Linked DNA regions of Homo sapiens: all the other regions are linked to region 1. A link is a loop called in an ENCODE intact Hi-C map of the cell type or tissue named here. Cell type or tissue: HCT116. All regions are shown on one strand. Region 1 holds the start of LOC105377444 (a long non-coding RNA gene). Region 2 overlaps LINC02511 (long intergenic non-protein coding RNA 2511). Region 3 has its middle 230 kb from the start of SLC7A11-AS1. Region 4 has its middle 340 kb from the start of NOCT. Region 5 overlaps LINC00616 (long intergenic non-protein coding RNA 616). Region 6 overlaps LOC105377448 (a long non-coding RNA gene).

Region 1 (5,000 bases):
CTGCAAGTATCTCCCTGTGGGAACACCAAATTAAATACCTATCCACACAAAAAAGCACTTTCATAAGAAGCAAAAATCAGGTGAGTGATCACATAATCTTGATTTAACATAATACCAAGGAAAAAGGCATTGAAAAGGGTAGGAAAGACAAGTCTTGCATTGCCTACACCAGTCCTCTCCCATCTACCCTGGCAGTGTCCTGAAGAGAGACAATCTGTGTGCTTGGGGGAGAGAGCCACATGAGTGAGGAATTTTGCATTGGAACTCGGTACTTCTGTGTCACAGTGAAGCACAACACGGCAGAATTCTGCTGGTGCCACAGAGGGAGCATGTAGACCAGCCCTGGGCTAGAGGGGAATGCCCTGCCCCAGTGGGAGAAAACCAAGTCCCTGCCAGTTTCATCACTGACTGACTAAAGTGGCCTGGGGCCCAGAATAAATCTGAGAGGCAGTCAGGCCATAGGATTACAGTTATTGGGCAAGCCCTGGTCCCAGCTGCACTGGTCTCAGGGGCAATGGACTTGGGTTGTGCATGACCCATTGTAACACCAGCCGTGGCAACCAAGGAGTGTCTATCTCATCCCTCCCCCTACTCCATCCAGTACAGCTCAGGAGGAGACTCTTCACTTGGAGAATGGACAGGGAAGAGTACAAAAACATTGTCGTGCAACTTGGTTTCCAGCTCAGCTACAGTAAAATAAAGCACTAGGCAGATTTCTGAAGGCCCTAATTCCAGGTCTGAGCTCCTGAATGACATTTTTAGACCCACACTGGGACAGAAGGGAATCTGCTATCCTGAAGGGAAGGATCCATTTCTGGCTGGATTCACCATCTACTGACAAAAGAGCCCCTGGTCGTGGAATAAACATCGGCAGTAGCCAGGTAGTAGTCATCATGGGCCTTGGACAAGACCCAGTACTGTGCTGCCCTCGATTACCCAGCACACTCCCAGCTGTGGTGGCCACAGAATTGCCCTCCCCCAACTCCAGGCAGCCTAACAGGAAGGGAAATTCCTTCTGATTAGCGGGAAGAGAGGGAAGGGAGTGAGAGCCTTTGCTTAGTAATTCCCTTAGTAACCCAGGGAATTCTTTCTTTTAAAAAAAATTACTTTAAGTTCTGGGATATATGTGCTGAACGTGCAAGTTTGTTACATAGGTATACATGTGCGGTGGTGGTTTGCTACACCTATCCACCCGTCATCTAGGTTTTAAACCCGGCATGTGTTAGGTTTTTGTTATAATGCTCTCCCTTCCCTTTTCCCCGACTCCCCGACAGGCCCCGCTGTGTAATTACGTCTGGAATTGGTGGGTTCTTGGTCTCACCGACTTCAAGAATGAAGCCGTGGATCCTCGTGGTGAGTGTTACAGCTCTTAAGGTGACGCACCTGGAGTTTGTTCCTTCTGATGTTCAGATGTGTTTGGAGTTTCTTCCTTCTGGTGGGTTCGTGGTCTCGTTGGCTCAGGAGTGAAGTTGCAGACCTTGGCGGTGAGTGTTAGAGCTCTTAAGGTAGTGCATCTGGAGTTGTTCATTCCTCCCGGTGGGCTTGTGGGCTCTCTAGCTTCAGGAGTGAAGCTGCAGATCTTCGCAGTGAGTGTTACAGCTCATGAAAGCAGTGTGGAGTCAAAGAGTGAGCAGTAGCAAGATTTATTGCAAAGAGCGAAAGAACAAAGCTTCCACAGGGTGGAAGGGGACCCAAGCGGGTTGCCACTGCTGGCTCCGGCAGCCTGCTTTTATTCTCTTATCTGGCCCCACCCATGTCCTGCTGATTGGTAGAGCCGCGTGGTCTGTTTTGACAGGGCGCTGATTGGTGCGTTTACAATCCCTGAGCTAGACACAAAGGTTCTCCACATCCCCACCAGATTAGTTAGATACAGAGTATGGACACAAAGGTTCTCCAAGGCCCCACCAGAGTAGCTAGATACAGAGTGTCGATTGGTGCACTCACAAACCCTGAGCTAGACACAGGGTGCTGATTGGTGGGTTTACAAACCTTGAGCTAGATATAGAGTGCCGATTGGTGTATTTACAATCCCTGAGCTAGACATAAAGGTTCTCCACGTCCCCACCAGACTCAGGAGCCCAGCTGGCTTCACCTAGTGGATCCCGCACTGGGGCCGCAGGTGGAGCTGCCTGCCAGTCCTGTGCCGTGCACCGGCACTTCTCAGCCCTCGGGTGGTCAATGGGACTCGGTGCCGTGGAGCAGGGGGTGGCACTGGTTGGGGAGGCTCCCGCCGCATAGGAGCCCATGGAGGGGGTGGGAGGCTTAGGCATGGCGGGCTGCAGGTCCGGAGCCCTGCCCCACGGGAAGGCAGCTAAGGCCCGGTGAGAAATCGAGCGCAGCGCCGGCGGGCTGGCACTGCTGGGAGACCCAGTACACCCTCCGCAGCCGCTGGCCCGGATGCTAAGCCCCTTATTGCCCAGGGCCTGCAGGGCGGACCAGCTGCTTCGAGTGCGGGGCCGCCAAGCTCACGCCCACCCAGAACTCCAGCTGGCCGGCAAGCGCCGCGCGCAGCCCTGGCTCCCGCTGGCGCCTCTCCCTTCACACCTTCCTGCAAGCTAAGGGAGTGGGCTCCGGCCTTGGCCAGCCCAGAAAGGGGCTCCCACTGTGCATCGGCGGGCTGAAGGGCTCCTCAAGTGCCGCCAAAGTGGGAGCCCAGGCAGAGGAGGCGCCGAGAGCGAGCGAGGGCTGTGAGGACTGCCAGCAGCTCTCATAATGTTCACCTCCCTGTGTCCATGTGTTCTCATTGTTCAACTCCCACTTATGAGTGAGAACATGCGATGTTTGGTTTTCTGTTCCTGTGTTAGTTTGCTGAGGATGATGGTTTCCAAAAAATACGGAAGGCTTCACGAATTTTCTTTCTTATCTTACTCAAGCCTGCCGCTCCCTCTAGGAGTCCCTTAAGGGTGCAGCATTCCTGAGCTTAGGGAGCCCCCTAGTGCTGATATGGATGCAATGACCACGGGCTTAGATCACAGCACTCAACCCCTTCTAAACACATGGAAAGCCTTTTCAAGGACCAGTACAAACAAGCCCAGACTCTCAAGATCAAAATAAATACCTATCTCTTCAATGCCTAGACCTTGACAAATGTCCACAAGCATTAAGAATATGAAAGGAGGCCGGGCGCGGTGGCTCACGCCTGTAATCCCAGCACTTTGGGAGGCCGAGACGGGCGGATCACGAGGTCAGGAGATGGAGACCATCCTGGCTAACACGGTGAAACCCCATCTCTACTAAAAATACAAAAAAAATTAGCCGGGCGTGGTGGCGGGCACCTGTAGTCCCAGCTACTCGCGAGGCTGAGGCAGGAGAATGGCGTGAACCCAGGAGGCGGAGCTTGCAGTGAGCCGAGATCACGCCACTGCACTCCAGCCTGGGCGACAGAGTGAGATTCCGTTTCAAAAAACAAAACAAAAAAGAATTTGAAAGGAAACATGACATCTCCAAATAAAAGCACCAGTGACCAATCTTAGAGTGTTAGAGATATGTGACCTTTCAGACAGAGAATTCAAAATAGCTGTCTATAGGAAGGTCAGTGAACTTGAAAATAACACAGAGAATTTAGAATTCTATCAGAGAAACACAACAAAAAGACTGGAATAATAATTTTTAAAAATCAAGCAGAAATTCTGGAACTAAAAATTCAATTGACAAACTGAAAAATACATCAGTCTCCTAAAAGCAGAATTGACTAAGCATAAAGAAATAGCAAACTTGAAGACAGGCTATATGAAAATACACAGACAGAAAAGAAAAAAAAATAAAGACACACAACTACAAGATCTAGAAAAAAAGCCTCAAAGGGGAAAATCTAAGAGTGATTGGCTTTATAGAAATTGGAGAGAGTGAGAGAGAGATCAAAGTAGAAAATTTATTCAAAGAAATAATAACAGAGAACTTTCCAAGCCTAGAGAGAGAGATGAATATTTGTGTCCTGTAAGTTTATAGAACATCAAGCAGGTTCAACCGAGATAAAACCACCTCAAGCCATAAAATAATAAAACCGTCAAAGGTCAAGGATAAAGAATGGACACTAAAAGCTTTAAAAGAAAATAAGGAAATGCCATATAGAAGAGCTCCCATATGTCTGGTAGTAGTCTTATCAGTGGAAACTTTACAGGTGAAGAGAGAGTGGGATGACATATTAAGAGTGCAGGGGAAATAAAATCCAACCTAGAACATTATGTCCAGCAAAATGATCCTTAAAACATGAAGGAGAAATAGGCTTTCCCAGACAAATAAAAGCTGAGGGATTTCAACACCAGACCTGTCTTATAAAAAATGCTAAAGGGAGTTCTTCAATCAGAAAGAAAATGATGCTAATTAACAAAAAGAAATCATCTGAATATAGAAATCTCCCTGGTAGTAGTAAGTATACAAAAAAGACAGACTATCCTAACACTGTAATTGTGGTGTGTAAACAAACCACTTATATCTTTAGTAAAAAAAGTAAATAAATAAAAGGCAAACCTATCAAAAATAATAATTACAACTTTTTAAGATATAGAGAGTATGAAAAGATACATATAGAAACGATCAAACGTCAAAAAGAAGGGTGAATGGAATTAAAGAGTAGACTTTTTTTAGTGTTCTCTTTGCTTCTTTGCTTGTTTTCCTTTCTTTATAATCAGAGTTAAGTTATCATCTGTTTGAAGTAATTTGTTATAATATATTTTTTGCAAGCCTCATGGCAACCACAAAACAAAAACCTGTAACAGATACACAATACACAGAAAGGAAGAAATTAAAACATACTCTCACAGAAAATCACTTCTATAAAAAGGAAGACAGGAAGGAAGGAAAGAAAGGAGGCAAGAAGGAAGGAAAGAAGAAATAAAGGAAGCAAGAAAAAGGACGGAAGACAACGAGAAACAATGAAACAACCAGAAAACAAATAAAATGACAGTAATAAATTTTATCTATCAATAATGGCATTGAATGTAAATGGACTAAATTCTCAAACCAGAAGATGTAAAGTGGCCAAATGAATAAAAAAACAA
Region 2 (5,000 bases), 610 kb after region 1:
GCCTTTGTTTTTTCTATCACAAAATATTGATATACCACACTTACAAATATTATCAATTTTGTAGTTATTTTAATTATTTTTTTGCTCCATACTCTAAATTGTGAATGTTGAATATTTCCTGTTACAAAGAAACAGACCAATGAAACAGGTGTAGATGTGGCACCAATCTCTCTACATCTCTCTTTCTCTTTCTCAATCTCTTTTATCTTCTATAGAAAGGAAAAAAATAGATGACATCTCTTCTGCAGTAAGATGTTAGAAGGAGGCCGGGCGCGGTGGCTTACACCTGTAATCCCAGCACAGATCACGAGATCAGGAGATTGAGACCATCCTGGCTTAACACGGTGAAAGCCTGTCTCTACTAAAAATACAAAAAATTAGCTGGGCATGGTGGCGGGCGCCTGTAGTCCTAGCTACTTGGGAGGCTGAGGCAGGAGAACGGCATGAACCCGGGAGGCAGAGCTTGCAGTGAGCCGAGATAGCGCCACTGCACTCCAGCCTGGGCGACAGAGCAAGACTCCGTCTCAAAAAAAAAAAAAAAGAAAAAAGACGTTAGAAGGAATACTACTTTAATATTTTGCTCCAAGCAGAGAAAAGTCTATAGTTAATGGCACAATACCTGGATCAAATAGCCATTTTGTCAGAGATGCTATTGATTAGAAAGCCTCTGAAGTTTTTGCACTGTTTTTTGCTCTCTCTTTTTTGCCTCTGGTCTCAACCGTAAACTTGGCAAGGCACTTCCTTCAGCTGATTCAATTGGTTGATTCCATGTCTCTCCTCATTTGTGGAAGGATATATCTACCTGAGAGGTGGTTGAATCTAGGTGTTAAGGGTCCAGGTTCTGAAAACAGACTGAATTTAAATTCCAGCTCCATCATTTACTTCCGCAGCCCTAAGAGAAAATTTATTAAGCTTTATCTGCCTCAGTTTTTTCACCTTTAAAATGAAGTTATTAATAATACTACCTACAAGATGAATTGTTATGAGGATTAGATGAGTTTATATATGTATTATTCTTAGTGTCCAATATATCCTAAGCTTTAACTTTTGCAATAAAAGAGATACTTGATCATAAATATTGAGTGTCACCAAAAATTAGAAAATAACTTTACATATGTCCAAAATAGCATTTTTCAATAGCATAGAACTCTGGTCAAAACTTTGCCCCAGCACTGTTAGATCTCCCATTGACTCATGTTTTTTGCTTACTATAACAAAATATGCTGCTTGCCTCCTGCTGGTCCCCAACCCCCAATGACAGATATGACCAGCTTTGCAAGTCACACAACGTGACGCAGCTTTCCCCATAAACCAGAATCCTAGGGGGAGGGGTTTGTCCAATCTTATTAAAGAAACTAAGCAAAATGAAACTTAAGCCTTGAAGACAAGGTTCTACTTTATTTGCCGTTTTCAGGATTTGAGTCACAGTGGCAGATGCTAATTTATATGCAAGTTTTATTCCCTGATGGTGTGCCAAAGTTTTGGTAAAAAATGAGAATGTTAATGAAAGAGCCGATCATCTTCAAGTGTTGAATTCAATATTCGTGCTGCATTCGAGGTAATTTCACGAAGAACTGTGGCATTAATAAATGTCTTTCTCATCCTAAAGCACTTATAAATGAAAATAATATTTGTCAAATTAAACCCTGTGTACTATATATAATACTATACAGAATCATGAGTACTATGTACACTTTCGGAAACAAGGTAGCCAAAACAGTTTCAGAATAGGGACACCTGAGATAATCACAAAAAGGAAACATTCTCCTTGTAAAAATTTTAAAAATAAATAGAAAACGTTTTTCTCTTTTGTTTTGACTGTACCTAAAGCCTTATAATTTAATTTATGTTAGAATATATGAGGATGGGGAAAAACACAGTAGTGAAACATTTAAGTTCCTTGGAGAGCTGCAGTCTGTCCAGACAAAGCTGAAGTGTCTGTTTTCCTGCAAGGATGGCAGTGAGTGAAAAAGTGATGTACAGAGACCTCTAGAGACTGGAAAGCTTAACTACAGTTAATACTATGCAGATAGGCTTCAATGCTGTACTGTAATTGAATTACTCAGGGAGCTATAACACAGCTATAAAGAGAACAAGGTACTATTCTATTCCTAGTGATGTGGTTAAAATCAGCATTCTCAAAAGCCTTATGCTTTTGGCTATTTTCTCTTTAATGATTTAATTAAGGTAAAATATGCTTTACATTTGCTCTACTGCAAAAACAATGATTAAACCACAGATGTTCATACCAAAAACATATAAATTATCAATGTGTGCAGAACATTTATTCTTAGAAAAACGTGGTAAGCATTTACCTGCTGCCGTGGCATAGGATATTCTATTTACTTTGGCTTTTACTTACTTGTTTTGGAAAGAAAAGCTGTCGTTATCACGTTTATTTTCCTTTTTTGATATATTGGATTCCTCCTTTTGATAGCTTTGATTATGGCTGGTAGATTTCTTTAAATACTCACTAATAATCCTATAAGAACTTATTGGAATGGAAATAACACAGTTTACAATCAGTTCTGTCTTCATTTCAACTAATTTTTTTGCTCTGTGCACGAAGTTATGAATGTTGAATATTTCCTGCTACAAAGAAACAGATCAAATAAACAAGAATAGCTGCTCTACTTCTGTCTCTGTCTCCATCTCTCTCCCTCCTTCTCCTCTCTCTCTGTCTGGCAGACACATACGTATTAGTGTATTAGCCATTAGTATTAGTCGAGGTTCTCCAAAATAACAATACCAATATCCAATATGGGGTGTAGCGTGTGTGTGTGTGTGTGTGTGTGTGTGTGTGTGTGTCTCAAGGAAGAGAGGGAGAGAGATAGATGATAGAGAGACAGAGAGAGAGAGGGAGACAGAGAGAGAGAGATTGATTTATTTTATTTTATTATTAGGACTAGAAAGTTCAAAATCTCCTGGTCAGGTTGACAGGCTTGAGATCCCAGGGAAGAATTGATGTTTTAGTCTCTAGCTCAAAGGCAATCTAAAGGCAAATTTCCTTTCAAGGCATTCAACCAACTGGATGAAACCCACTCACATTTGGGAGAGTAATCTTGTCTTCCTCAAAGTCTATTGATTTAATTGTTAATCACATCGGAAAGATAACTTTACTGCAACATCTAGACTACTGTTTGACTAAAAACTAAGTACCATGGTGTAGCCAAGTTGACACATAAAACTGACCATTGCGCTGAGTAATTCTGACAACTTTATAAAATTTGACTATTCTAAGTGAACCAAAGCAAATCAAAGCAAGCAAAATATTAACATAAATATACACACAAATAATACAATTATATAATAACTAGTGATGGTATATCCTAAGAATTCTACCTAATCACAGTAAAATATTTCTCAGAAAGACAAACACTGCAAAATGCCTACCTTGCAATTAAAGTTCACAGCTATCTGATGTTCAGCCTACCAAATTCTTTTATTATTTATTTCTTCTTGAAGAATAAAGCTAAATTTATAATTAAACTATTTTAATAATCACACCCAAGTTCTAGTTATTGAATCCAGACAGATATGTTTTCATTGATTACAGATTTTTTTCTTGTAGACATGTGGAGATCCCAGCGAAGAGTTGATTGAGATATATTTCCTTAATATTTCAAATAAAACTGGAAAGATACTTTAAGCCAAATATGTCATTTATTATTGAGCATATAAATAAGGATAATATGCTTGCTAATAATTTTATAATCTTTTATTTTTTAAAATCCCAAGTAATATAATTAGTTTTGAGTTATATTGACACAAAATGGTGTCCTCTTGGTTTGAAATTGAATTTTAATTAATATTACCTATGCAAAAATACTTGGAATATATTAGTGATACTGTCTTCAGCCACCATTATATATTTAAATATGAATTTGATATAAAATACTCACTGACTTTGCCTTTTAAAATCTGTGAATACTATTTGTATATTACATGATAGCGTATTTCTGAGAGTACTTTCCTCATCATTCTTTTTTGGATAGGCATCTGCATTCTCTTAATATGCAATGAGTAGAATATGACTATGGACTCATTTGACTAATTAAAAAAATTGCTCATGCACATAAAGTAGCTTGTATAAGATCATATTGCAATTTAGTATTCATGCCAGAAGTAAAACCTACATTTAGTAGTTTTGAATACAGTGTATAATCATTTGAGATTTACCAAGTGGGGATCGAGTAACTGGCGAAAAGTCTGTATACATTTTTTAAAACATGTTTAGATCATTATATTTATTTTTCAGCCTTATTAAGGTATAACTGACAAAATTTCAATATATTACAAATATACAATATGATTATTGAGTCTATGTCTAAATTGTGAAATGATTACCACAATCAATTTACACATCCATCACCCCACATAGTTGCTATTTTATGTGTTGGGGGAGGCATGCTGAAGACAGTTAAGATCTACTCTAGCAAATTTTAAGTAAACAATTCAGTATTATTAACTATAGTTGCCATGCTATACAGCTTCAGAATTTATTCATCTAGCAATCGAAAGTTTGCACCGTTTTACCTGCATCTCTCCACGTCCCCCACCTTCCCACTTCCTGAAGTCACCTTTCTACTCTACTTTTATGAGTTGAGCTTTCTTAGATTGCACATGTAAGTGAGATTATACAGTATTTGTCTTTCTGTGCCTGGCTTAGTTTATTCAGCATGACGTCTTCCAGGTTTATCCATGCTGTTGCAGGCGTTCCTTATTGTTTATGGCTGAATAATATTGCATTGTGTATATGTATCATGTTTTCTTTAGTCATTCATTAGTCTATATGCTTCTTAATTCCTTAAAGACCTGAGGAAATGGCAATATAATCCCTCATCTATATATTTTTAATAGACTACATCAGAATCTGTATAAGTCTCTAATAGAGATATTTTTAATATAGCTAGTAAAACACATAGTAAGATAAATTCTGAACAACAGTTCTGTGTTTTGTTTTGTTTTAAAGCTAAGTAGTTTAAGGCTAAATTGCAATC
Region 3 (5,000 bases), 130 kb before region 1:
CTTTACTTTTTTGCCATGAATAATTTTTCTCCATTAAATAGAAGTTTACATATATAAACCTGTGTATCTATATATGTACTGTATATGTATGTACACATATGCACATACATATACATATATACACATACAGTTTATATATAAAAATCCACAACCACAAGGATAAAAAGACTTCATTTCTTTAAGAATGTTACTATTTTGAGCAATTTAATGAACATATAAGGAAATTACATTTATGTTGCTTAGTGTTATCTCATAATAGCTTTCAACTAGCTATCAAGATATTTGTAAAATATGATTTTACCAAACATCCAAGTTTCAGCTGAATTCTGAGAATGCAAACTAAGCACTAAAATGAATCCTTATTTTCAAACAACTTTTTCCCAAAGTGGTTTCATTAAAAATATACATCTAATACTAACATTTTTAACTTCAGGGCATAAGACTTTGAAATGATTAGTTGTAAAAGCAAGCGGTAATACCTGAAATTAATTCAGGTAATTAATAATTACCTGAATATCTAAAATGTTATATAATCTTTATAAATACAATTATGTTTTTTTAATAGTTTTATTATGAACAATAAACATATTTTATGGCGTACTTACCATGTGCCAAACACCATGTAAATGCATTAACTCAGTGGATCCCCAAATAAAGCTGGGTATGGCTGATATTCTTACTTAATATTGAGGAGATTGAGGCTTAGAGATGTTATCCAATTTTTCCAAGTCCATAAGGCTTGGAATAGTACAGCTGCCATTTGAACTTCAGCAGTCAAACTTCAACTCTCTGTCTCAATCACTCAGCAATATTACATCACATAAAGAAGTAACTTCATTGCACAGAAACCAAAGAACACCGCGCTGAAAATATTCCAATATGTTTTAATCAAATTTATAATTTTCCTAGCCTTGACTTCATAACAGGGCCAAAAGGATAGTATAGATGATATATTTCATTATTCCAATCAATAATCTGTTTTGACATAAAAATAAACTCCAAAACAGAGTTATAAAAGTAATCAATACACACCATAAGAAAATACACCTTTTAGTATATTTCCAGTTGGTGCACCTGAGAGGACTAGTTTTGTGTTCTAAGATGGAGACCAGAATGATCCGTGGAGCTTGAGAAGTGATACATGCTCTTACCTTCTCAATATACCTTATCATGTTAATAATAGAATGCTGAAGTCAGCTTACTTTTATTTATTTTAGTGTTTTCAAATTTATTTAAAATAATCAGTGAGTAAGTACATAATTTGGAAAATGTCACTGAAGAGAAAGTGAAAAATCTAATTTCTATGATACAATGTGAGAAGTTTGGTTTGAATGTTCTGACTAGGAGATATTAGATCTTCTAAAAGCAGTCATAGACATAAAATCAGATAAAGTGACTAGCTGTCATGAAGAATTGCTAGAGAGTATAAGTGATTATTTCTGAATGCCAAGGATATAATTGAGCTGACTAGGATTTGCAAAAATACATTAATGCATTATCAATTTATAAAGATGTTTTATAATTGTTGTATTTCACTGTTTGTTTTGCATGTGAAATTAGATGAACAGACAAAACCAAAGTAGTTTATAGTATTTCCAAAAGTTTCTTTTACTAAAGATTCTAGTTATCATACTTATTTAAATGGATGACAACATCAGGTTTTTTTGCGTTAAATAATAGCAATACAGAGGTTACCTTCACTCATAGCATAAGATGAAGGTTTTTTTTTACGTTTGATTTAGTCTTTCATTATAAAGATACAAACCAAAAAGTGCATTCAAATTTTATTTTTAATGATTATAATATTGAATAGTTTTCTGCATTTCTAAATAATTTTATTCATCACAGCTTGGTTTTGTAATAATGTCTACATTTTGCTTCAAAATTAATTTTAATATACACAGGATACATAGAAATATTTTTCTTTAAATAATTGAATTTTTAAAATGTTTTTGCATTTCCAGATGTGATTCTGTAATTTAGATAATATGACACCAGGTGGCAGGAGTGTGTCCATAACCAAATTGAAACAGCCATTTTTTTCTAGCAGTTGACAAAACACTACATTTTGCATTTATTTATAAAAATATAACTATTAGATGACCAATACAGTAGCAATGAATATATATTCTCTTGAAACTTGATGCTTTTAGTCATATGTTTTTAAAGGTAAAGAAGAAAAAGAAATGATCTTTTGTCCAGATGAACTTGCAAATGGAATTTCAGATTTTCATTATGTAGATTTTTTCATTTTTAATTAAAATAACTGAATGACCAAGAAAGTGCTCCACTTTTATTATTCTACCATTGAGACATTGGGCTTTGGTAACTCCTAAAGTGATGGATTTGATATACGAATCTTTCCCACAAAAAAACAGTGCAATTTCTTCATGCTTTGTCCATTTTACCTTATCCACTAATACTGAATCCCAGGTGAGAGTTAAATTATGCATCTCCATTTTCAGATGTCAGCCTCTTAAATAATCATCTTCCCATGGCTGTTTGGGCACATTATCACTTCCTAAAGTAATGACATCCACTCAGAGGTTGTTGGAAGAATTTCTCATACTGTGTTTGTCTTTACTCTCTGTTGGTTGTCACTTGCCTGTTCTTTTCCAATGATATCTACCTTTTAAATTAGTGAAAATTTTGTGTTTTCCTGGCCAATTATCCTGATTCTTGAAACTTAAGGGCTAATGGAGCATCATGGAAAAATCACTACAATATAGGAATCTGAGTCAAACTCCAGTTTCTGCCACATTCTAGCCATTTCTTCACATCTTTGGGTTTCTGGGCTATATATGTACATATACGTACAAAATTCTGAACTTGAACTGGATAGTAATGTTTCATTCTACTTTTAATATTCTCTAATTCTAGTTGTCACTGGCTATAACACTGATGAATTAGATGTGGTTAATTTACTTTGATAATAATACATGTTTTATGATAATCATTACAATCAATATGTCTGGCATGATTTTTAACAATGTAATTCTTTATGTATTTCATTAGGCAATGTTTCTTAGCCCTCATGGTCTGTAAATATATTGAAATAAATTTCAATCACAGTGAATTGTACCAACATTAAATGAGAAGATGCAGGGCATTTCAAATTGGCATAGGTCAATTTTGGGGTGGGAGCAACACTTTGCTAGAGTCCATATGAGCAATTAGAGAGACCAAAAGTACATTATCTACCATGCTCACTGGCAAAACAGCAGGCCTAGATAAATACTTTTCTATTCAAATATGAGTAAGATAAAAACATTTTTTAAAGCATAACCTCCTTCAAGAAAAACAATTAGGAGAAAAGCAGACACAAAGCATATCCGTACAAATAATTTCTAAAATTAAAATATGAAAGTATCATATTATATGCTTGGTGTTATCAAATATATCAAAGAAGAAATGACCTCTAAGAAACAAGAGCTTGAACCCATAATAGAAAAGAAAAATTGGGATGAAGACAAAAATGCAAAGAAAATAAACTGATGTTAAAAAATAAAAAAGCTTAAAAATACAAACTATCCTAGTGGGGAAGGCCATATCTGAAATTTATGGAAAATTTAATCAATGATTTGATTCATAAACTTAAACATAAAAGACTTACCAATAATGCAGTGGGAGAAGATTGAAATTGATTTCAATGAAACAGTTGGTTTGGATATTGAAGAACAGAGAATGGTAATCTAATCTAACATTACAGTTCCTGCAGAAAGGCAACCAACAAGAAATGGGAGATTTTCTAAAACTTTTGCATTTATTAACATATTTAATTTTTATAATTACTTGGTGAAATAGGTGCTATTATTGTCCCCCTGTTATGGATAAAGAAACTAAGAAACAGTGTTTAAGATATTTACAGAGGGTAACATAGACAATAAGGGGAGAGTCAGGATTAAAACCCAGCTGGTCTGACTCCAGAGCATGTTCTTTTACCTAGTATTTCATTATATTATAATAAAAATGAAAAAGGAAGAAAAAACTTTGCTACTAATGTGATAAACGTTTTATATTATTATGTACACAATTCTTAAATACATATAGGAGAAACATCATTAAAAATACAAAATATAAGGCCAGTGCAGTGGCTTACACCTAAACTTCAGCACTTTGGGAGTCCGAGCCAGGTGGATCACTTGAGGCCAGGAGTTCAAGACCAGCCTGGTCAACATGGAGAAATGCTGTTTCTACTAAAAATACAAAAATTAGCTGGGTGTGGTAGTGGACGCCTGTAATCCCAGCTACTAGGGAGGCTGAGGGAGGACAATTTCTTGAACCCTGGAGGCGGAAGTTGCAGTGAGCCGAGATTGTGCAACTGCACTCCAGCCTGGGCAACAGAGCAAGATTCTGTCTCAAAAAAGAAAACAACAGCAACAACAAAAACCTCAAAATATAGAGATTCCATTTTTTAAATCAAACATAAATCTAAAAAATAATTAATTCATCCTAGGGAAGACAGTTGTTTTCATATAAAATATCAGATTTCTGAGAATTTTCTAGAAAGCAATTTGACTATATGCATCAGAAACTTTACAAAACTTTTAGATTTGGCCTTTGGTCCAGGGATTTTGAATCTAATGGGTTCCCTAAGAAAATACATAGCAATGAAGAATCCAAAATATTGCATTATTTGTTACACAACTTGGAATTTGGGAATAACTAAATGTATTATAATGGGAAAACATTTATCAGCCTTGACTGTTCATCACAATTTTCTGCAGAGATTCTACCAAAATTATAAACTCAGAATTTGTAAAAAGACCCACAGGTAATTAGTTTGAGTTAATGCTAAATAAATTATGGTGCCTATTAGTAATATATATGTACATTTATATAATTTTATATTTAAAAATTAAAATATAACAAAATATATAATTTTATTATTTTTATTTTCATTTTTTTTGAGACATAGTCTTGTTCTGTCACCCAGGTGGGAGTGCAATGGCACAATCTCAGCTCACTGCAACCTCCGCTTCCTGGGTTCAAGCAATCCT
Region 4 (5,000 bases), 950 kb before region 1:
ATCCCTCCCTCTCTTCCTGATGTCATTTGTGCTTTCAGATCTTCCCTTGCCGAAATTGCTCTTGGTCATCAGCTTGACCATTGGGGCATTTCTAGATTTCCACTGTAACCTGATTCCCCTGTGGTGTAGGAGGGAGGGAGATTTCAAAGGTGTCTCGGGAGATCCCGGCCTGGTGGAGCGGAGGCGCTGCCCTCCACGTGTGTAGGTTGTGAAACCTTCGGGATCTGCTTCTCTTTCTCTTTCTGCTGGTGACTGAGGGATGCTGGGTGGATCAAGCGGAGCAGGCAGACCCTCTTTAAGCCGCATGCCGATTCCTTTAGGCAGAAACACAAGCCTTTCTCCATCCCGCGCCCTCTCCTCCTGTGGTGCATTCAGGCGATAAAGGGGAACAATGAAATGCAACCTGTTGGTGCTGGCATCTGCTCAACGGCTGTAGCCTGTGTGGAGGCAGCTGACTGTGCTGGCACCTCTGCCTGGGCTTGGCAAGACCAGAGCACACACCATTCTCACCACAGCCTGGAACGGGACCCGATGACAAGTGGCTATAAAATGATGATAGAGAGAGGCAGGAATCATGGTCCAGGAGAGGGAGGGGAGCAGGAGGCAGCACCAAGAACAGCCATGCAGTTTAGAAGAGGTGAAAAACAGGGAAATGTTAGTTGCTTGCATTTTTTTGTTGCTTTCTTTCTTTTCTTTTCTTTTCTTTCTTTCTTTCTTTCTTTCTTTCTTTCTTTCTTTCTTTTTCTTTCTTTCTTTTCTTTCTTTCTCTTTCTTTTCTTTTTCTTTTCTTTCTCTTTCTTCCTTCTTTCCTTCCTTCCTTCCTTGTTTCTTTCTTTCTTCTTTCTTTCTCTCTCTCTTTTTCTCTCTTTCTCTCTTTTGCTTGTTTTAGTCAGGTTGTTCTTGTGAGGGCAGAAATCTGTGTAGTAATCTTAAGGCTGTCTTCTCCTCTGATTTAGTGGATGCTTCTGTTTAATGAATCACTTCATGCTACTTACTGATGGGGCTTTCAAAGGAATGGCTTTGCGGTAACAAGTACAATTAGAAATTATCATCAGCAATTACAAGTGATACTCTTGATTTTGGTTGGCTGTGATCATTGTTTATTGGTTGGGCAGGGCCTTTCCATTATCAGAAATATCCTTTTAATTTTGGAGAAAATCAAGGAAAAGCATTAATTGATATGTTTATTTTTTATAGCTTTATAATGTTTGAGAAGTTCTGAATAGGAAATCTTCTCAATGGAAATTTAAAATTTTATTAAGTGTTACTCAATGGCTCTCAAAATTCAGTGTGCACATTACCCGAGGAGCCTGGAAAATGCAGAATTCTGGGTCCTATCCCCAGAGTTTTGAATTCAATAGATTTGGGTGGAGTCTCCAAATTTGCCTTTTTAACAAACTCCCAAGTTACCCTGATGCAGGTGGTAGGGATCATGGTTTGCAGAAAACTAGATCATATGCCTGGACTTCTCAGCTAATTATGTCCTGATTAGCTCTACGGCCAACCCCTCCCCACGTGTTTTCATTTGATATAATTTTCTCTAAGCTAGTTGTTGTGTTTTCATGCATTTCGGGAAGGAGGCTTCTGAGAGTGCGGTGTATCGCCTGCATTGTTATTTTCAGAGCTTTTGGTCTTAGGTTTATTCCCAGTACAAAGACTGAAGGATGATCTGAAATCAAATACATTTGTCTGGGAGTGGAATGTCTGTTAGACCCAGGCATTGATTTCCTTGAGCTTGAGTTCTCAGTAAATGTCTTTCCAGTGAGAATTCCAATCAGAATTCTAAAGGTTATATGAAATAGGATTGATTTCTGGGCTTCCTCCAGGGAGATTGCTTAATTTTTATAAGCAAAATTAACTCACCACCACGGCTTGTTTTGTAATCAGCACACAGTTCATATTTTAGGATAAAATGCTCTGTTGATTAGTGTGTGAAACAGGTGATCCAGAAAATATCTCTGTGCTGAGAATCTTTAAGGGAGAAATATTTGCACTCCAGAGGATGAAAAGATAGCAAAACGAAATCTAGGCAGAACTAGGAGAGATGCCCGATTTCTACAGGTGCTCTCACACTATTCGACCACCAGGGGGCAGCATTGCACTTTGTTTGGAAAACGGTCTCTGTGGCTAGCAGCCCTTTAAAGGAAAATAACATCTAAGTGAGCAAAGCTAAAAACCAGAACATTAGCAAGAACCAGAAAACCAACAACACAGAACCCAAACTCTCTTTGTTATAAAGTGCCGTCTTTGCTTTTCTTGGTACACGGGTTTTAATATTGTAGTATTAAGACTCTCCAGGGCATACTTTATCGGTCCATTAATACATACTTAGGGGTGGTGGATGATTCAGTGAGATTATTTTTCATTTTTCTTACTTTTTGTTTGCTTCTCTCATCTCATCTCACTTGTCCTTGTCTTTGTGTCAAACAACTACTGTCCTGTATCTACTTCTTTCAGAGCAGAGATAGGCCCAACAGCTGGCTGCACCTTGCTATTGGCTGATCATTTTGTGGAGCTGGGTGGACGTGTATAGATCCTGGCTGGAAAGCTCTCTCCTTCTTGGTGTAAAACCAGGTTCACAGTGTGCATAGTTCTGGGAAGTTCCTGGGGATTATAGTTATTTTTAATGCACCCTCACAAACACTTTTATAGGAGTCAAGCTATCATATTATAGAAAGTGATGCAAAATAAATATATGCTAAAATTTTGTATTTTTAAAATTGACTCATATGATTAATGGATAAAGTGTGGTTGAATGAAAGACCCAAGTATGAGTGTTAGGAATGTGATTTCCGCCAGTCCGGGGATCATGTCTGTTTGTTCAGAGATGATACATCAAGCTCCTAGAACTGTGCCTGGCATGGCAGGCACTCAATTAATGTTTGTTGAGTGAATTAATGAATTTAAACACATGTTATGACCAGCTCCTCCTTCCCCTACCTGGGCTTTGCGTTTGAGCAATGATTAACTTGGGAACTAAGGTAAGGCTGGGGACATTTACTTGGCCTCCTTGCCTGTCTCAGTCACTGTCTCTTTTATTTCTGGGGGTAGTGGAAGTAAAATGACCGAGAGTTTCTTGAAGGAAAGTCCTAAAATCTATTATTTATTTATTTATTTATTTATTTATTTATTTATTTATTTTTTGAGACGGAGTCTTGCTTTGTCACCCAGGCTGGAGTGCAGTGGCATGATCTCGGCTTACTGCAACCTCTGCCTCCCAGGTTCAAGTGATTCTCCTGCTTCAGCCTCCCGAGTAGCTGGGATTACAGGTGCCTGCCACCATGCCCCACTAATTTTAGTAGAGACGGGGTTTCACCATATTGGCCAGGTTGGTCTTGAACTCCTGACCTTGTGATCCACCGGCCTCAGCTTCCCAAAGTGCTGGGATTACAGGCATGAGTCAGCGTGCTCAGCCCATATCTAATCTTTAAGAACAACTATAAACCCTAAATATTTTCGTTTCTCTGAAATGTGCATGTAACGTTGCATACAATTACAGCATTAATGCTGCCTTTTTAGGGGAGTTTCACTAAGACTAGACTTGAAGATTTCTCGGTACTAATGCCCTTCTATGAGGAAGCCCTCCTATTTTGCTTCCTCCTCCCTTTTCTTCTCTTGCAAGAAACAGTCAGGTTGAGAAACTTGACTTTGAACAGGAGCAGGGCAGGGAATAACAGGCACATGAAGATTAATTACCCTCGTTGGAATCCAGCTTGACTGGGCAAGGTGAGACAGTTCAATTATTTAATCATGTTGGTGCTATTGGCTTCCAAATCCTTGAGTGCCAGGATAGCCCTTCCTTTCCATTTAATTTACATGAGGAATTGCTCCTCAACTCGCTGCTCTCAGCTGAACCCTCCGGCAGAGGGAGAGGAGCAGTCGATTTTGGAAGGAGATGATCCCATCTCTGTATCCTCTTGGGCTGCATTTGTGAAGAGTTCTCAGCGCTTATTTTGGAAGCTGCCAGACTACTTGTGTCTCTCCTGTCCCCAGCAGGCTGCTCCGTTCCGTGTGTAATGGAAGCTTTCTCCCTTGCACATGACTTTTTAAGGCTTTCTTTTGGCTCAAGAATGTCTACCCATTGAAGCTACAGGTCAGAGCATGTCTTAGAGCAGAACATGCTAGAGCAGCACAGTCCAATAGAATGTTCTGTGATGATAGAGATGTTCTGTAACTGCCCTGTCCGGTGTGGCAGGCAGTGACCAAATGTGGCTATTAGCACTAGAAATGTGGCCAGTGCGATGGAGGAAATGAAATTTTAATTGAAACTAATTTAAAGTTAAAATTACCTATGGCCCAGTGGAGACTATACTGGGCAGTGAAAGACTAGATTGTACCTGCGATGCCAACAGAGAGGTGATTTTTGTTTGTTTGTTTCTGGTGGGGCTTGACCGTCGCACTGCCACACAGCAGGGCTGCCTTGCACATTTAGTCCCCTGGTATTAACGTAGTTTTTCCATTATATCCCACCAAGCCCTCTTGTTTCTCACCATGCCCCTCTGCTACTGCATCTTGGTGATGTCACTCCTCATTAGCATCTGCGAAGGGACAGGAGAATGGAATTTTACCTATTCAGCTATGGTTTCTTGTCCTGCACTCCCCACACACAGGTGGTAAGAGATCTTAATCCCAATGAAAACTGCATTCTGTCAAAGTAAAATGAGTTAGCTGGGCGTACCTTCACCATATGTTTTAGTGTCATGACCCGTGGACTTCTGCAAGGGTGCTGCCACCCACTTAGTGTCCCACAGCCTGTAAGGCACATGCTCTGTTTAGCATAGATTTTTCAAAGTTGTTCAGTGATTTAATGCACATATAAGACCAATTGACAGTTTGTCTATGAAAATGAGCTTTTTAAAAAATGGCCTCATGAACCAAATATATATGGTCCAAACTAGATACAACAAGAAAGGGATAGGAGCATGAAGTATCTCGCACTAAGAATGAAAGACAAGGACTGAGTTTCCACAAATCTTAGTCATTCAGATAGAGCTATGGAG
Region 5 (5,000 bases), 300 kb before region 1:
TACAGCAACAGCCGTTTTCACTCTCACACACTGTTGCTTATTTGCTGGTTCACTTTATTGTTGTGAGGCAGCAGCCAGGCCTGCAACTGTTCCACATTTCTTTGAAAGCATTTAGTTTTTCTGACTTCCAGGCAGGTGTGTGTGTTGAATAAATGTCCCAGCTTTTTTTAGACACCCATTCTACCAGGTTCAAAGGCTTGTATTTGTGGGTTCCAGTGTTTTCTTTCTGTGTCTTACTTCACATCCACTTTCCCATCCTGATTGTCTGACCTATAGAATTTGAGCTCCAGCATCAGACTCTTACAGGAAAGGGGTCCTGATCCAGACCCCCAGAGAAGGTTCTCGGATCTCGTGCAAGAAAGAACTCAGGGCGATTTCACAGTGCAAAGTGAAAGCAAGTTTATTAAGAAAGTAAAGGCATAAAAGAATGGCTACTCCATAGTCAGAGCAGTGGTATGGGCTGCTGGATTGGTATAATTGTAGTTATTTATTGATTATATGCTAGACGAGGGATGAATTATTGATGAGCTTTCCCAGGAAAGGGGTAAAATCTTTACCCTTTTACCCCGGAATTGAGGGTCTCTCCAGTTTTTAGACTATATAGGATAACTTCCTGATATTGCCATGGCATTTGTAAACTGTCATGGCACTGGTGGGAGTGCCTTTTGGTAAGCAAATGAATTATAATTAGAGTATAATGAGCAGTGAGGATGACCAGAGGTCACTTTCATCACCATCTTGGTTTTGGTGGGTTTCGGCCAGCTTCTTTACTGCAAACTGTTTCATCAGCAAGGTCTTTATGACCTGTATCTTGTGCCAACCTCCTATCTCATCCTGTAACTAAGAATACCTAACCTCCTGGGAACGCAGCACAGTAGGTCTCAGCCTTATTTTACCTAGCATCTATTCAAGATGGAATTGCTCTGGTTCCAACATCTCTGACAAGACATAAAGGCGACCGTTTACAGACACTACTAAGCCCGCCTCACAATTCTGAGAAGTCAACTATCTGTTAAAAATTATTATGTATGTATATATCTCTTAGTGCTTCCGCTTCTTTCACTGAAACTCAATGATACAAACATCAACAAATCTTTTTTGTTTTTTTGTTTCCATTGAAGAACTTTCTAAACATAACTCTGAAGCACAATTATACAAAAACAACAAACAAAAACACTTTTGGGGTGAGGCTGGAGAAGGACAAAGAGGTTGGGGTATATAGAGAATAATCTTCTGTACCTTTATTGTAGAGGGACCCTGAAGAAACTTGAGACAGAAAATTATAAAAACAAGATTCCTCTTCCGTGTCACACTCTCCTTTTCAAAGCCATGACCCCTGGGGAGACTAAGACACTCTTTCACTGGGACACAGGAGAGCACCAGGGAGCTAAGATGGTGTCTCTGGACCTCCATAGAAACCCATAATGAGTAAGACTCTCAGCTTCATCACTTTTAACTTTGAGACCTTGGGAAGGCTACTTAACCACTCAGTTTCCTTCTAACTTAGGACACTATTCTGAGATGATAACATTTGTGCTAGCTGTTATCATTATTATTCCCCCATCTTGCCTCAGGAGTTCAGTTTCCTCCACATTGGGAAGTTTGTGATGAGCTGAGAAAATGTTGCAGGCAGCCCTACTCGGCTGACTCAACACTGGCTATTTTGGTCCCCAGTGTCAGGGTTGCTGGCCTTCCATATATCAGTGTTCCTCTTACAGATTTCTGAGGTCCCCAGATCTTGTACTGGTTTTCTGGGTCTTCTGAAGTTGGCTCCAAACCAAACTGTTTGCTATGAGCCATCATAATGCTTTCTCCAAGAGGAAACAGTGTTTCCCTAAGTTGTAACATTTCCCATTGTCCCTCTGAGGAGATTGGGCCTTTGGGTCCCTCAAGAACCCTGCTTTTATAGGTTTATTGCTCCATCTGCTGGAAAGATGTATAATACAAGCAAGATCTGGGGGCTGAGATCTCACTGGATGCCTGGCACTGGGCTAAGATCTGCACCCACATTACCTGGTTTCACTTCCACAAACACTCTATCAGTTCTGTCTTACAGCAGATAAAACTAATGCTTACAGGAAGTGACTTCTCTCTATCATTCAGCTGGCCTGCCAGCATTGGACCCAGCTAGTCTGGCTCTGGAAAGTGCATTTTATCACTATTCTATAACCATAGCTGATTTGGGCTCCGTTAGGGTTGGAGTAGAAATCTTTCCTACCCACTAATAAACGTATGTATTCTATGTGTGGTCTTCTCAAAGGAACTCACACATTCAGAGAAAAATATCTACTTCATAGAATTTCGAGGAGTCGAGAAAATATTTTAATGCAAGCAATCTAGCTTAGTGTCTGACATGTAGTAAGTTCTAAATAAATGCTATTTACTTTACCTTCCTCTAGATCCTTATAGTGCCCTCTCACTTCCATCTAACTGTGGGAACATTTCCTATAGCCCTAGAGCATATTTCTGAAGAACTAAAGATGTTTTAACCCTCTTTTATCATGGGACCCTAATCATCATACTTTGAGTTCCCATTTCCAGTTCAGAAGGCTCTGCCTCAGTTTCCTCCCCATCACAAGACCAAAAGGCCCTTAATGCAAGTAAGATCCTTGAGGACTTGCTTTGATATTTCAGTGTTAACAAGGCAGGGACAAGATCTGTCTGCTCTTCATTCCTAACTTCCTAGGTACTAGATTTAGCAGTGTTAGCACTAGCTCATATTTGCAAATCTCCTTGCAAGTCCAGATTTGCTCCTGTACAAAGGAGGTGATTCAGAATGCCTTTCCTTTAGATTAGTATGTAATGCAATGTCATGTCGATTAGTCAATAGAAAATATGAATCAGCATGTTTGCTATCAGATCAAAACGACTTGCAACATATATTCATCATTGAGGGGTTTGGCCTTTATTACCAGTGCTGGGAAAATGCCTGGATATTTAAATATTTAAATGCCTGGATATTTAAATATCTATGTCTTTCCCAGTTTAAACTTCCTGTGCAAATTAAAGAGGCTCGACCCAGTGACCTCTAAGGTTTATTTATCTTAAATTCAGGTGCTTTCATATTTCATATCTTGTTCATATTTACCAAAGAATAACCTTGGCACTTTGCTGGGTATCTCATTAAGATTCAAAAATAGGTACCAGTGTTCTTACTAATTCTAGCTTGAAAACTATAATTAATAATATACAAATTTAATTTATGGTATTTTAGTGACATTTTATCATACTTTTATTGCAAGGAAATTTGCTTTTTTTAACTCCTGGTTTATCAATGTTTACTTTTTTTTTTTTGAGATGGAGTCTTGCTCTGTCACCCAGGCTGGAGTGCAGTGGCGCTATCTCAGGTCACCACAACCTCTGCCTCCTAGGTTCAAGCGATTCTCCTGCCTCAGCCTCCCAAGTAGCTGAGACTATAGGCGCGTGCCACCACGCCCAACTAATTTTTTGTATTTTTAGTAGAGACGGGGTTTCACCATGTTAGCCAGGATGGTCTTGATCTCCTGACCTCGTGATCCTCCCGCCTCAGCCTCCCAAAGTCCTGGGATCACAGGCGTGAGCTACCACGCTTGGCCCAATGTTTACTTTTAAAAACAGCTTAAACGTAAGAGAGCTTTTATATGTAGTTCTTGATAGGAAAGTTTAATGGTCAAAATTTGAAATATGATGAAAAACATTTCATAACTATCGATTTCACAGATGAACTTTAAAATTGTAACATACGCTATTTTTATTAAAAATATCACCACTCTGTATATAATTCTGAACATTTCTGAATAACGTTAAGTCGACTAGTTATAATACACCTTAAAAAGAATGTTTTAAATTTGTCCCTCCTTCTGTGGGAGGAAAGTTGGCCTAGTTGAAGCTAGGAATCCGTGACTCTAATCCAGGTCTCCTTTATAAAAAGAAAATATACTTTAAAGAACTTGGGGATCATCTTATCAAAAAGGATTAGAAGATGTACTAGAGGAATTATCATTTGTCTGGAGAATCAAATGGCTCACAATGGTTATTACCCTGCTTAAGTATATAGTAAAATAGACTGATTACAGCTTCCTGCTTACCAGGATTAAATACTATAATTTCTAAAATGCTCCTCAGGTATTTTAAATCCTTGTTCATTTTTTTTTTATTTTTCGCTCGTTGGCATTTTGTGTTGTAATTAGTGTGCAGAGAAAGTCTGCATATGTCTATTGTATGAGCCCCTACACCTGTTTTACCGTCTGTCTCTTTCAACAGATTACTTTAAGGGCAATACAAAATACTTTGATTTTTCAATTCAAATCAGTCATATTGGTAATATGGCATTGCTCTGCTAACTAATAAATTATTCTGCATCTCAAAACATGTGATCTGAAAGACAGGAAAGGTCCAAGAGCACGTGTGCAAAGGAGTGCACCCTTGTAGCAGCAAGATTTGTATTGCATTCTGCTCACATGGATTCCAATCTGTAGTATTTTATTTGACTGGTATACTTTTACAAAATAAATGAAATCAAGAAATTTGAATGTATGTGTTTCAAGGAAGCCCAGTAAACTTTACTTATATTGAAAAGGTAGGCCGGGTGCGGTGGCTCACGTCTGTAATCCCAGCACTTTGGGAGGGTGAGGTGGGTGGATCACGAGGTCAGGAGTTTGAGACCAGCCTGATCAACACAGTGAAACCCTGTCTACTAAAAATACAAAAATTAGCCGGGCGTGGTGGCACATGCCTGTAATCCCAGCTACTCAGGAGGCTGAGGCAGGAGAATCGCTTGAACCTGGGGGGTGGAGGTTGCAGTGAGCCGAGATCATGCCACTGCACTCCAGCCTGGGCAACAGAGCGAGACTCTGTCTCAAACAACAACAACAACCACAAAAAAAAAAAAAAAAAGGAAAGAGAAGGTAAAAATCTAGATAAGGACCTCCACCTCTCAGTATTTGCTTTAGACTATAAGAACACTGTACCCTTCAAAGGCTATTTATTTCCCTCCCAGGACGTGGGGCCTAATGTTCTAT
Region 6 (5,000 bases), 1.1 Mb before region 1:
CTGAATACCAACCTGTTGTTAATTCAGTCACCGTGCCGTCATTCCGGTGCTTCACAGATGAGAAAAGTGAGGCACTTTGAGTAGTCAAAGATTAGACCCTAAGTACCTCAGTCCCCTCGTCTTGCAGATGAAGAGGATGAACTAATGTTTCTCCTCATTCTAAAATGGTCTGATTTTATAAAATCACTCCTTCCAAATTTATACACTATTGCTGATGAGTGCGGCTGCCTCTCTAATTTCTGTGGCATGTGAAGGGTTTTCTAGCAATCTGCAGCCTGAGCTGAATGCCTCTTTGTGCTTTCCATTGCAGTCTAAAATAAAATCTTTGGAATAGTAGGAGGGAAAAAAAACCCTTCTGAAAAAGTCTCAGTAAAAGAAAAGTGCCTTTACTGTAGCCTCTGTTCCACAAAAGGAAAAAGATCTTGACATTTTCCCAGGAGTGAATGAGCAGGTAGAGCAATTGTAAGAGTTAATGGCAAGGTTTCCCAAGAGCTCTGGGATAAGGACAGGATCATGACCAAACTTCTCAATGAGCTTTTTAAGGGATGATGTACAAGCTGGAATGTAGGATGCCATTATGTTTCTCAGGTGAGGAACAAAAAGGTTGATTTAGTGTGTTTCTTGCTCTCCCCTTCTCCTCTATAGCCTGCACATTTATCTATGTATGTAAGTATGTCTGCATCTATGTATGTGTCATTATCTGTGTATCTATTTGTATGTATTTAGGCATGCGTATTTGCATGTATCATAATCTATGTATCTAACTATCCACGTATCTGTGTATGTATCTATATCTATCTACCAATTACCTATCTACTTACCTGTCTCTGTTTCTATCTATCCTCTATGTATCTATCTATCATCTCTCTATACATTCACCTGCTTTTCTGTCTCTGTATCTCACTTGCTTACTCTCTCTGCCTCTTCTCATTTTTGTTTTGTCAGGCTGAAATTACTTATCTTCCCAGTAAGGATGAATAATAAAGCAATTTTTTCCCACCCGTGGTATGTCAATCATTCTCCTGAGTGGACTGTTCAGATAGTTTCATAGAATTAAAATTCCAAGACTGCCCCCAAACTTGAAGCATACATCTATAATGCCTCCTGAGGGTTTTCAGAGGTTCCAGTACAGGTGATCACAGCTGCTGACAGTGAGGGCCTCTTCTCTGAAGGGTCCTGGAGGACTTTTAGTGTGATCATCAAGGAGGCATCCCCAGGCGCCTGTTGGCAGTAAGAGTCCACATCTTCCCATTCAAATTCTCTTTGTCTCCTGAGTTGTGGATGGAATTTGGTGGCTGTAGAGTCCCATGGAGGATCTCTTAATGTCATCTCCTCCTTAAAGAGTTACAGGTCTTGGAAGGGAGACCTGCATTTCTTGAAAGCAAACATAGTCATGAAACCTGTAAAAAGAATTTTTGAAGAGCAAATAATCTAGTTTCTGTCTCTGCTCATTTGACTTGCTAGAATTATTTTAGTACCTATAGCTGACATTTATTGAGTGAGAGCTTAGGCACTGTTATATGTGTTTTACATGTATTAACACATTTAATTCTCACAGTAGCCCAATGGGGTAGATACTATTAATAGCCCTATTTTACAGGAAGGGGGTTAATGAGGAAACATATCTTTTTGAGGGTAAGGCATACATTCTGCTTGGGGATTAAACAGACTAGGGAATCAAAAAAGTGAATTTCTGTCCTACCCACATTTTACTTTTAAATTCCCTACTGATATGTAAAAATAATTTTAAAATAATTTAAAAAATAGGGCAATAAGAATAAATAGGGCAGGGGAAAAGTAGAGCAATGATGACTAGATTTATGATCCGCTAGGGTTGAAGTGAGTGGAGGAGTTCTCCACGTCAACTTGTGACCCCCCTCGGCCACTCGTCTGCTCTTGAGAGCATCTTAAGACAGATGTTCATAGCCATTGTCATAGTGCTGCCGAAGCCCGATCTCCAGCACTTCCTCCCTCCATGAAGACAGAATTGCTGGGTCTAAGGGAATCTGGATTTCCATCTATGCCTAACTTCTGTTGACCTTTACTCTTAGCAGAACAAAAGAGGGAACTTTAAGGCCCAGATCCCCCTTGCCTCTGACCACTTTGTTTCCGTGCCTGTTGGCAGGTGTAGGGTGGAAGAGAGAGGGGACTGACTCCGAGCCGCTGCTTCTGTGAGGCGGGTGGGATCTTGATTGCACGCCGCGGATAGTGTAAGCTGCTGTTTGACGTCCCTCCGGACAGCACCATTAACCGCCTGAGCTTTCAAATGGGCTAAACTTGGCTTCCGTTTTTAAGCCTTTAAACCAGAGCATGGAGAAAGAAGGCCCCGCTAGTGTAGGATATTGACAGCTTAGCTAAATTTAGAGGCCATGTGGAATGTGATTTTCCATATGTCCCTTCCTGATGCCAGTTGGCACTGCAGAGTTCACACAAACCCTGCACATTTTCATACTACAACGCCCTCCACGCACATGCACACCTACACACGCATGCACACACATGTGCCTGCATGTGTACACACACACAGGCAATTTGTGCATTTCAGAGTATGCTTCAAGCCAATGACTAAGCAGAGACAGCTTAGCACTTTGCAGATTTGTTTGAAAATAGCTCCTTTCTAAATGCCACAGAATCCGATTGCAGCTCTCTCTCTGAAATCTATGAGGAAATGTCATATGCCCAGCACCGGTCTGAGGCACAACAGTTCTGCTGGCCAACTGTAGTCTTCTGTCAAGCCTGTATAAAGTATGAACTCTTCAGCTTTCACCGCCAGAGCCTCTCATTCTCTTCAAATTCTAAGAGGAAAAAGCTTGGGAGACCTGACAGGATATGGCCACTAGATGGGGCCAAAGGTCTGTGAAACATTTTTGTGGGCGCTGAAATCTGTAATTCCGCCCTTAGCTGAAGAATCCTTGCGGAAGAGAAGAGACCTTGATCATAAATCCCACACGCAATAACAGGTTCATAATGCATCCTAGTGACTACACGTTGTAATTTTTTCTCCCAGAGAAATAAAATTTCTCTTTCAATGGAGAAGGATGTTCCTTTACATCGAACATGTGCTAATGTTAAATCTCTTTCCTAAGAAGCCAGCAACTAAGCCTTTAATGTGCACTGACCAAGACATCTGGGCAATGCCTGCAGTGAAATGCAGATTGATAGCTTGAGGGCCTAAGAACACATAAGCCACAGTCTTGGCAGCCTAGATAGAGAGGGCTATTTTTCCCCTAAAAAATGAACATTTGACTTGTCAAAATGTTTTCTCATTGATCCACTGAAACAGAATCTGCAGATTAGAGAGACAGGTTTACAAAAAATCTCATTCATTTTCGAAGAGAAGTTAAGGGGAAAACAGAGACTAATTTCTTTCACTTAAAATGTATCTACCTATTAAATACGGAGCAAAATGTTGAGTGAATAAAATGTCAGTGGGACAGAAATCCATTTGTTTGTTGCCCCTGACTCTTCCCTTCCTACAGCCTTCCCTGTTACCTGGGAAGTGGAAATCAAAGAACATAAAAAAAATTGCTAAATGATATAATTAGCAGCAGAATCTATGTATGAAAACAGTTAGCACCAAACCTACATCTACATATCCATTTATTCTTCAGAGCCTCGCTCTGTCGCCCAGGCTGGAGTGCAGTGGTGCAATCTCGGTTCACTGCAACCTCCACCTCCCAGGTTCCGGCGATTCTCCCGTCTCAGCCTCCTGAGTAGCTGGGATTACAGATGTGCACCACCACGCCCAGCTAATTTTTGTATTTTTAGTAGAGACAGGGTTTCACCATGTTGGCCATGGCCGGTCTCGAACTCATGGCCTCATATGATCCGCCTGCCTCAGTCTCCCAAAGTGCTGAGATTACAGGCGTGAGCCACCGTGCCCAGTCAATTTATTCTTAATAGTGATCCTTTTCTTAGCAGTGCCATGCAGCAAAAAGGGCTGACGTTTTTTGACTACGATGCACCTTTTGGTGCTTTACTGGTGAACTCTTTACATGATGATTATTTATGATGTGCAAAATGTGAGATTAGAGAAAAAAAACAAAACAAAAGCAAAACACCTAAAACTTAATTTGATGCTGAGTTACAATTCCTTTGAAATTTCAACTGTTAGGGGTTCACAGCCATTTCTCCAAACTGATTTCTTGGAACTGCACTAGGAGAGCAGGTGGCTTGTGTGTCTTTTTCACTCTTGTATGCCCAGCACTTGGCATGGTGTCTGGTACAGAGTGGGCTCTCCAACTACTTGCAGGATGAGTGAGTGGCATGCAGGCCTGGCTGTGGGCCTGGCACAGAGATAATATGTTCATTTCCATATTTTGTAGGTGTCACAATCTGAAATCTGGTTATTTCAGATTGACCCTTCCAGAGGCAGAGATTTATCTAGAATCCTTGAAACCTTACAATTTCAAAAAAAAAAAAAAAAAAAAAAAGGATAAAAACTACCACATCCTCATTCCTCAAATGGGGACAAATTCTGCTGCTTTTCAAAGAAATCAAACCAAGATTCTCAAAGTAGAATGTGGTGCAATAATTTTTAATAGCTTTTTTATTACTGTGTTTATCACAAGTAGGAGGCATTTACTTTGTAAATATTCTCCTTTTCCAGAGTTTGGTGGTGTTTTTCTAGTTTCCATAATGTTAAATAGTCATCCCATATTTAGTCCAGGCTCATGTGGCCATTTGCAAAAGGGATGACAGTGTACGATGAGGCACACACTCATATTTAGACTCTAACATAAACAGAGCAGTGACTCTTAGGTGAGAGAAGTGTTTCTTCATTCTCAGAAATAGAATAATACAGGAAGCAGATGCATTATTCTAGGATATCAGTTTCTTTTTGATACTTCAAATGACTTCTCACCTGCAATGCCTCCCCCTCCCCTCCCCTCTCCCCTCACCCTCTCTCTCCCCTTCCCTTCCCTCCCCTCCCATCCCTTCCCTTCCTCTCCCATCCCCTCCTCCTTCTCCCCTTCTCTCCTCTCTCCTCCCTCCCCTCC

The links. Hi-C counts contacts between places; a loop is a spot of excess contacts. Peaks named below come from ENCODE experiments on the same cell type or tissue, not always from the same donor. Only the 100,000 strongest peaks of a DNase experiment are listed, where the experiment ranks them.
Region 2: it touches region 1 in a loop (2.2-fold over the local background); 3 of 110 quality-filtered maps call a loop at or near these places.
Region 3: it touches region 1 in a loop (9-fold over the local background); 7 of 110 quality-filtered maps call a loop at or near these places.
Region 4: it touches region 1 in a loop (13-fold over the local background); 10 of 110 quality-filtered maps call a loop at or near these places.
Region 5: it touches region 1 in a loop (2.3-fold over the local background); 3 of 110 quality-filtered maps call a loop at or near these places.
Region 6: a loop joins it to region 1, with 13 times the contacts of the local background. A loop is called at or near these places in 6 of 110 quality-filtered maps.

Annotation. Positions count from the first base shown.
Region 1 is chr4:137,731,273-137,736,272 of GRCh38, reverse strand. It overlaps LOC105377444 (a long non-coding RNA gene), which reads left to right and starts at 1,316. Exons shown (of 2, transcript XR_939236.1): 1 at 1,316-1,353. In HCT116, a CTCF peak has its summit at 2,937 (motif pointing left); a DNase peak (open chromatin) is centred at 2,912.
Region 2 is chr4:137,121,469-137,126,468 of GRCh38, reverse strand. The region is part of intron 1 of LINC02511 (long intergenic non-protein coding RNA 2511); the gene reads left to right. Among named protein-coding and RNA genes, the nearest start is that of LINC02510, 70 kb to the left of the region's middle. In HCT116, a CTCF peak has its summit at 1,988; DNase peaks (open chromatin) are centred at 1,278 and 1,968; H3K4me3 peaks cover 1,001 bases.
Region 3 is chr4:137,858,876-137,863,875 of GRCh38, reverse strand. No RefSeq gene overlaps it. Among named protein-coding and RNA genes, the nearest start is that of SLC7A11-AS1, 230 kb to the left of the region's middle. In HCT116, a CTCF peak has its summit at 2,000 (motif pointing right); a DNase peak (open chromatin) is centred at 2,006.
Region 4 is chr4:138,678,281-138,683,280 of GRCh38, reverse strand. No RefSeq gene overlaps it. Among named protein-coding and RNA genes, the nearest start is that of NOCT, 340 kb to the left of the region's middle. In HCT116, a CTCF peak has its summit at 2,085 (motif pointing right); a DNase peak (open chromatin) is centred at 2,070.
Region 5 is chr4:138,032,865-138,037,864 of GRCh38, reverse strand. The region is part of intron 8 of LINC00616 (long intergenic non-protein coding RNA 616); the gene reads left to right. The region is part of intron 3 of LOC105377447 (a long non-coding RNA gene); the gene reads right to left. Among named protein-coding and RNA genes, the nearest start is that of SLC7A11-AS1, 54 kb to the left of the region's middle. In HCT116, a CTCF peak has its summit at 1,954 (motif pointing left); a DNase peak (open chromatin) is centred at 1,884.
Region 6 is chr4:138,869,063-138,874,062 of GRCh38, reverse strand. The region is part of intron 2 of LOC105377448 (a long non-coding RNA gene); the gene reads left to right. Among named protein-coding and RNA genes, the nearest start is that of NOCT, 140 kb to the left of the region's middle. In HCT116, a CTCF peak has its summit at 2,831 (motif pointing right); a DNase peak (open chromatin) is centred at 2,832; H3K27me3 peaks cover 557 bases.